Regions from separate parts of the Homo sapiens genome. Here regions 1 and 2 are each linked to region 3. Evidence: chromatin loops called from intact Hi-C (ENCODE). Cell type or tissue: heart left ventricle. All regions are shown on one strand.

Region 1 (2,500 bases), 320 kb after region 3:
GCTGGGCAGGAGAATCGCTTGAACCTGGGAGACGGAGGTTGCAGTGAGCTGAGATCACACCACTGCACTCCAGCCTGGGTGACAGAGTGAGACCCCCATCTCCAAAACAAAACAAACAAACAAACAAACAAAAAAACCTTTTACTGAAATGGGTGGTGTGAGGGATCAAACAAATTTGGAGGCTACCGTTTTGGTCATTACTGTTTTCCTGGTGCCTATCACAAAACAGGTGCTTAATATTTAGGAGTGAGGCCTGGCGTGGTGGCTCACGCCTGTAATCCCAGCACTTTGGGAGGCCGAGGCCAGAGGATTGCTCGAGGCCAGGAGTTCCAAACCAGCCTGAGCAGCATGGAGAGACCCTGTTTCTACAAAAAGTTAAAAAATTAGCTGAGCATGGTGGCACATATCTGTAGTTCCAGCTACTGGGGAAGCTGAGACAGGAGGATTGCTTGAGGCCAGGAGTTCGAGGTTACAATGAGCAATGATTGCACCACTGCACTCCAGCCTGGGTGACAGAGCAATACCCAGTCTCTAAAAACATATGTATTATGTATATATGTGCACATATATGTATATAATTATACTATTCCCTACTGGAAAATGAGTGACCCGGATATCACTTACAAACACTAGTGATACATATGTGTGTGTATATATGCATATATATGTATATAATTATATACATGTGTATGTGCATGTATAATATATATTATATGCATATGTATATAATTATATACATATGTGCATATACACATGTGTATATGTAATTATATATTAATAGAAATAATATGTATAAATATATAAAATATGTATATTATATACACATAATATATGCTATATACATGTCTGTTTTATATATGTATATAATTATATACATATATACACACACATGAGAGTGAATGAATGAACAAGTGAATGAGGCTGCCTGGGTTGTCTATTATAATGATTATATATGTTAGCTGTGTGACATTGGGCAACATACTTCCCTTTCTTAGGTCTGAATTCCTCATCTGTGAAATGAGGAAGTTGGATCAGATTCCCTCCCAAATGCCATCCAGCACTAGTTTCTAAGTGATGTCCGGGTCACACATTTTCCAGTAGGGGGCAGTATCATTTAGTCAATAATAATCATAGTTAATGTTTAAGTTGCAGTCATTACATGGTCCAAGGGCTCAGCATGTGTTAATTCACTTAGCTACACAACAACCCCACACAGGGAGAAGACAGGTACAGAGCACACCTACAAGTTAAATCACTTGTTCAAAGCCACATACAGAGTGTGGCAGAAGATATGTGCCCTACCCTTACCCCGGACCTGACTCCTTCGGTGCCACCAGCTGATTTCCAAGTGCTAGTGTCTGCATCTCTTTGCCTGAGGGCTTCCTTGGAAGCCACACAAGGAGGGCCCAGGCCCAGATCAGCCGGAAACCCTCAGTCCATATGGAGACTGGTGCCTGAATATCTCCACTGGTGCATAAACACTTGCTCTCCTAGGGAAAGGGGGTGATAGCTGCTGCGAGGAATTGTCTGGCCCTGCTCCCAGCATTCCCAATGGGATTAAGCTCAGTCACAAACAGTGATGGGGGGCTTGATGCCTCACCCTTTCTCACCCCCACGCCCACCTTACCTAATAAGCTGCTTCTTAGATCCCCAAATTCCCAAATTCAGACAAACCCAGAATTAGGACTTTTATAGCCTGGCTGGAAAGTCTGGGCTCTAATTTACACAATCTTCCTCCCAAAGGACAAAGCCTTTGGGTCTGTCACATATGCCTGGGTTCTGCCATTTATCAGCTGTTATGGGTTGAACTGTGTCCTCCCAAAAAAGCTACTTGGAGTCGTAACCCCCAGGTCCCTCCAAATGTGACCTTATTTGGAGATGGGCTCTTTACAAAGGTAATCAAGTTAAGATGAGGTCATCAGTGTGGGCCCTAATCCAATACAACTGGTGTCCTTAAAAAGGGGACAGACGGGAGAACACTATGTGAAGACTGGATTTATGTGACCACAAGTCAAGGAGCTTCCAGAAGCCAGGAGAGAGGCCTGGAACAGATCCTTCCCCAGCTTCTTCAGAGCAAACGCAGCCCTGTGGACACCCTGATCTCACACTTCTGGCCTCCAGAATTTAAGAGGGTAAATTGCAGTTGTTTAAACCAGTCAGTCTGTAGTCCTTTGTTCTAGTTGCCCCAGGAAAACAATATGGCAGTTACGTGACATCACCGTGCCTCCATATCCCCCTCTGTAAACTGGGGACCATAATGCACCCTCCTTCACAGGATTCTTGGGAATTAAATGAAATAATGCGTGTAAAAGGCTAAGCATGGAGCCTGGTACATGGTCGGTGTCCACTAAATGGGTAGTTGTTATTGCTGTAACTGAAATAACAAACCACCACCACCACCCTACAACACACATACAGAGATACACACACACACACACAACTTCAGGGAAGGGGATTTCTTAGATAAGCAGACAATTGACCCTCATGCTCCTTCCCTTCT
Region 2 (2,500 bases), 330 kb after region 3:
TTTAAACATCTTAAATTTCATAATTCTATTAACCTGTATGTTTTATGTTCTGGTCCTAGGAACTTTTTTTTCCTACCTCCAGACCATTTTACCTTTTCTGGTTCCCAGCAGGGAGTGGCATCTGTAAGACCCATGACGGATGACAAGTTGAGAAGCCTTCTCAAACAGTTGTATGATTCTGTGGGAGGGGCACCCATGTAAAAGGGGCCCCCTAAACCCCCAGATTTACCATGACCTGGGTAATAGGCATATTCAGTGGGAGGATATCCCCGTCATCATACAGCCAGTCCCACACGGCTCTCATATTTATCTGAATAAACGCCACTGTAAGATCTGTTTGCCTTGAGAAGGGAACTGCCCAACTCTCCCTGTAAAATGCCAAGTGGAGCCCCCCCGATGAAGCGGTTGATATGCTTCTCATAATTCCGGAGAATTCCTGAGAACTCTCGAGAATAAGCTCCTGTGCGTTTAGCTCACATACACTCATCAGTGATCGCCCTATAGGGAACTGTGGGTCCTGCATCAACTCAAACGAGCTCTTAAATTTTGTAGCATTTAAAATTAAGGATTTTTGTCTTTAAAGTAGTGATTTTTACAATAAATTACCCAAAAGGCTTCTCAAGAAGCTGATGATACCAATATACAAAATGGAACAATTCCTTTATATTATTCCTTGTAGCTATAGTAGGTACTTGGTTTTGCCCTTCCCCCACATCGACTGTCTTCTTGGTAACCACAGGTCTCAGAGTTAACTTGGATGTAGGAATTGGAGGAAGCCAGAGGGGTAGCGGGAAATCAGGCATGAAGAGCCCCAGGCCTCACCTGCGCCCCTCTCTCTTGAGCCCAGGATTAATTTCAGACAGCAGAGACCGAACCCCCTTTGCCTATCATATCCCTGGGAGCCACCACTGAATCAGCCACCACTGCACTTGGAAAGGGTAGGACTCATGCCAAAGATGGGACACCATGCCGACATTATCTTGAGGCCCAAGCCTACATTATCTTGTGGCAGAGACAAGACCACCACAGTTTCATGGTCCCACGCAACATGGCACCTGGTGAGCCCCAGAAAGGCACCACACATAGAGCTTCAGAAGCTGCCATTCCCACGTCTGACCACGCGGGGGCGACGAACCCTCAGATTGGGCCGCGCCCTTAGGCGGAGCTGCCCTGATCCCAGACCCAGGGGAGCCGTGAAAACCCACTGGGCGTCCCAGGGCAGCGCTGCCCTGAGAGCTGCAAACCGAAAGTATCTGCCCCCGGGCCAGAGCGCTCGGGGCCTGGTCGTGTTACGCAGCTGGAAAGCTTGGACCCTTCGGCGGCGTGGGATAAGGCGAGTTTGCCGGCAGAGCCAGCAGCTCGCCCCCGCCTGAAATTCCAATTCGCAGGGACGGGGATGGTGACACCTGAGGCAATTCCTCGGCTACAAAGCATCATGTCTCATCTTCTTGAGCCAGTTTCTTCTTCTGTAAAAGGGAAATGGTACTGGCATTCATAAGATTTTGCAGGATCAAAGCAGAAAATCATTAGGAAAACACTTTGCAAACTGTAGAGAACATTGCAAATGTTATATATCAGGGTTTTTAAGAAAACTTTTAAATATTCTCTATTTGGAGAAAGAGGTAGGAAAATTCTGGAGATATAGTAACGAACAAAATGTACCATATGTCTGGCAAAATCTGTACCAGGTATCTGGCAAAATCTGTCCCTGTGTTTCTTTTTGAAATTGACTTGAATTTTATTTCCATTCTTAGCTGTTTAATATTTTGCTTAATTTTGAAATTGCTCATTCTTCATGCTACAGCCAGTGTGATCTTTTAAAGAAGGAAATATGATCTACAACTACATGTAATGAACGGATGAACATCATAAACATAGCGTTGAGTTAAAAACCCAGATAGAAAACAGCACCTGCTGGATGACCGCGTTTACATGGAAAGTACAAAAACAGGCAAATAGTTGGAAGTCAAGATAGTGGTTACTCTAGGGGAATGAGTGGAAGGGGTGCTTTTAGGATGCTGGTAATGTTCTATAAAATTCACTGGGTTATACATTTCTGCACTTTTTTCTGGATACATTATATCACACCTCAGTGAAAAGTAAATACTGTATGGGGGAAGGAAGTGAATGAAGCTGATCGTGTCTCCACCCGCCTAAAAGCGTTCAGTAGATTCTGATTCTTGTGAATGTGAAATCTGTCCTCCTTTACCAGGTCCACCTGGTGCCCCTGGCTTCATCACCAATGGGCTTACCATGGCCACACGGGTCCTCTTTCAGGCCCTTGTGTCACTCTCTCCCATGCTGACCAGCTCTGGCCACAAAGCTGCCTCTTCCATCACTGGGAGCTCTTCCCCACCTCGGAGCTGTTCCCGTCACCTGGATTGTCTTCCCTCCACATTCCTGCCACCTCCTTCTGCTCAGCCTAAAGGTCACTTTCTCACAGAAGCTGTCCCTGAGCCTCAATCTAAATTGCATCCCCACAAGGACACAAAGATGTGAG
Region 3 (2,500 bases):
TGAATGGAGAGACAAAATGTGGTATATCAATACAATGAAATATTAATTCAGCCATAAAAAGGAATGAAGTACCAATACATTCTATAACATGAATGGACCTTGAAAACATGCTAAGTGACAGAAGCCAGTCACAAAAGGCCATATAATTCCATTTATATGGAACATCTAGAATAGGCAAATTCGTAGAGACAGAAGTACATTAGTGGTTGCCAGGGGCTGGTTTTAGATCCTTGCACGGGCTGGTCAATGTGCAGATTCCCCAATCCCATTCCAGATATTTTGATTCAGTAGGTCAAAGATGGGTTGGGCCAAGGGAACTGCTTGTTTATGTGTTTATTCAGAGCAATATTTAAAAAAAGCCCTCAGGGAATTCTAATGTGTGGTCTGGTTTGGGGATCTCTGAATTAGAAGTTCATGAAAGTCCCATCAGCAGCTCTAAGAATCTGTAGCCCAATTCAGTAATTTTTTTTTTTTTTTTTGAGACAGAGACTTGTCGCCCAGGCTGGAGTGCAATGGTGTGCTCTTGGCTCATTGCAACCTCTGCTCCCTGGGTTCAAGCAATTCTCCAGCCTTGGCCTCACAAGTAGCTGGGATTACACCCACCATTAGCCACCACGCCCAGCTAATTTTTGTATTTTTAGTAGAGACAGGGTTTCACCATGTTGGCCAGGCTGGTCTCGAACGCCTGACCTTAAATGATCCACCAGCCTCGGCCTCCCAAAGTGCTGGGATTACAGGCGTGAGCCACTGTGCCTGGCCCAATTTAGTAATATTATTAATGATCATTCTTCCTTTACCTTTCTCTTGTTTTTCTTTTTCAGCTTTCCTGCAATTTCTGAGCTGTCTATATGCTTAGGATCACAAGTCTTTTTTGTTATTCTTTTTCTCCTCCTCACCTTCCTCCTTCTCCTTTTTATTTTTTAATTTGTTGTTGTTGTTTTTAAAATAGGATGCATAAACATTATTGCGATATTTAAACAGTACAGAAAAGTTCAAAGAAGTGTGAATGATGTAAAAGAATATTTATGTACACTGAAGAAGCAATGAAAAAAATTGCTATCTGAAAGATGATTGAAGAGGTTTTATTTTTTTCCTTTCAACTTGTATTTTACTTTAAAGGGATTCATATGCAGGTTTGTTACACGCACTAATTGTGTGTCTTGGGGATTTGGTGTACAGAAAATTTTGTCACCCAGGTAATCAGCATAATATCAGATAGGTAGTTTTTCAATCTTCACTCTCCTATTGCCCTCCACCCTAAGTAGGCCCCAGCGTTTATCATTCCCTGGTGATGACATTTGAAACCATCAAGATCGCTAATGCACCAAAAAAAAAAAAAAAAAAATTCAAAGAAGATCTCCCTACCCATAGGTGACCATTGTTAACATGCTTGTGAAGGTCCTTCCAGACTTGCTTTATGCATATATGCAAATGTCGATATAGGTAGAATCATCCTGTAATAGGCTTTTGTCATTCAACAATATAATAGATAGATATGATTTTTAATTGTTAAGGTATTCAATGTTTAAATATTTACTTATTTATTAATTTAACATGGCTCTGGAACTCTGTAGCTATTGCTTGCCCTGTTTTCCATGATCTTTGCCAAATGGCTTCAAACGCTTTTACATTCTTTCTTTTTTTTTTTCTGAGACAGGGTCTTACTCTGTCACCCAGGCTGGAGTGCAGTGGCTCAAACACGGCCCACTGCTGCCTCGACTTCCTGGGCTCAAGCAATCCTTCTACCTCAGCCTCCGAAGTAGCTGGGACCACAGGCATGCACCACCACACCTGGCTATTTTTTTCAGTTTTTGTAGAGATGGGGTCTCGCTATGTTTCCCAGGCTAAGGTTTTTACTTTCAATCTTAGTTTGGTTAAACCAGCAGGTGTATTCGATGACAAAGCCTCCATTCCTTCTGCAACACTTTTCGGCTTGCAGATAGATTGCTATTTCTTGATATATATATCAAGAAATATATATATGTATTCTTGGTTTTAATTTTTAGGTTCTTCCATTGTGCTGTACTTCATTGTATAGGTTACATCTTTCCATGTTCAATACTTTCCCAGTTTTAATATTTTTTTCCTTTAAACATAGGCTTCTCATTCCAGTACTCTCTCACCTGAGGCCAGATAATATAAACAACTCAATCTCTTCTCTCTCGTTTTCCTCTTCCTTCTTAGCACTGAAACTCAAAACCAGAGCAAACCTGCCCCACCTGATGGCCCAGAACATCAGGGTCCCAAATAATGAACTGTTTAAATCACTTGATGCAAAATGAAACACTTATACTGAAATTAAAACAGTTTCTTTCTAGTTTTCTTGACTGCAAATTCTGGTTAAGTTCATTCAAGCTGAACTTGTCAGTTACTTGCTGATGCTTGAAGTGTGTGCTTAGCCTAGCAGCTGGGTAAGCCTGCCCTGCCCTGGAATGGAGCCCTCCTCTAATTGGATGGTTGGGCGTAAGGGTTCTTGGTTACCATCAACAGAAAGATACTG

The links. A loop is a pair of places that touch in the nucleus more often than their neighbours do. Peaks named below come from ENCODE experiments on the same cell type or tissue, not always from the same donor. Only the 100,000 strongest peaks of a DNase experiment are listed, where the experiment ranks them.
Region 1: a loop joins it to region 3, with 5 times the contacts of the local background. A loop is called at or near these places in 58 of 110 quality-filtered maps.
Region 2: it touches region 3 in a loop (5-fold over the local background); 35 of 110 quality-filtered maps call a loop at or near these places.

Annotation. Positions count from the first base shown.
Region 1 is chr20:45,449,165-45,451,664 of GRCh38, reverse strand. No RefSeq gene overlaps it. Among named protein-coding and RNA genes, the nearest start is that of WFDC2, 19 kb to the left of the region's middle. In heart left ventricle, a CTCF peak has its summit at 1,098 (motif pointing right); no DNase peak of the experiment used is centred here; H3K27ac peaks cover 515 bases.
Region 2 is chr20:45,435,684-45,438,183 of GRCh38, reverse strand. All of the region lies in intron 2 of LOC105372631 (a long non-coding RNA gene), which reads right to left. Among named protein-coding and RNA genes, the nearest start is that of MIR6812, 11 kb to the right of the region's middle. In heart left ventricle, a CTCF peak has its summit at 1,125 (motif pointing right); a DNase peak (open chromatin) is centred at 1,163; H3K4me3 peaks cover 749 bases; H3K27ac peaks cover 399 bases.
Region 3 is chr20:45,766,147-45,768,646 of GRCh38, reverse strand. It overlaps LOC124904915 (a long non-coding RNA gene), which reads right to left. Exons shown (of 2, transcript XR_007067610.1): 2 at 1,067-2,500. Among named protein-coding and RNA genes, the nearest start is that of WFDC3, 24 kb to the left of the region's middle. RefSeq lists an enhancer at 2,050-2,500. In heart left ventricle, no CTCF peak of the experiment used is centred here; no DNase peak of the experiment used is centred here.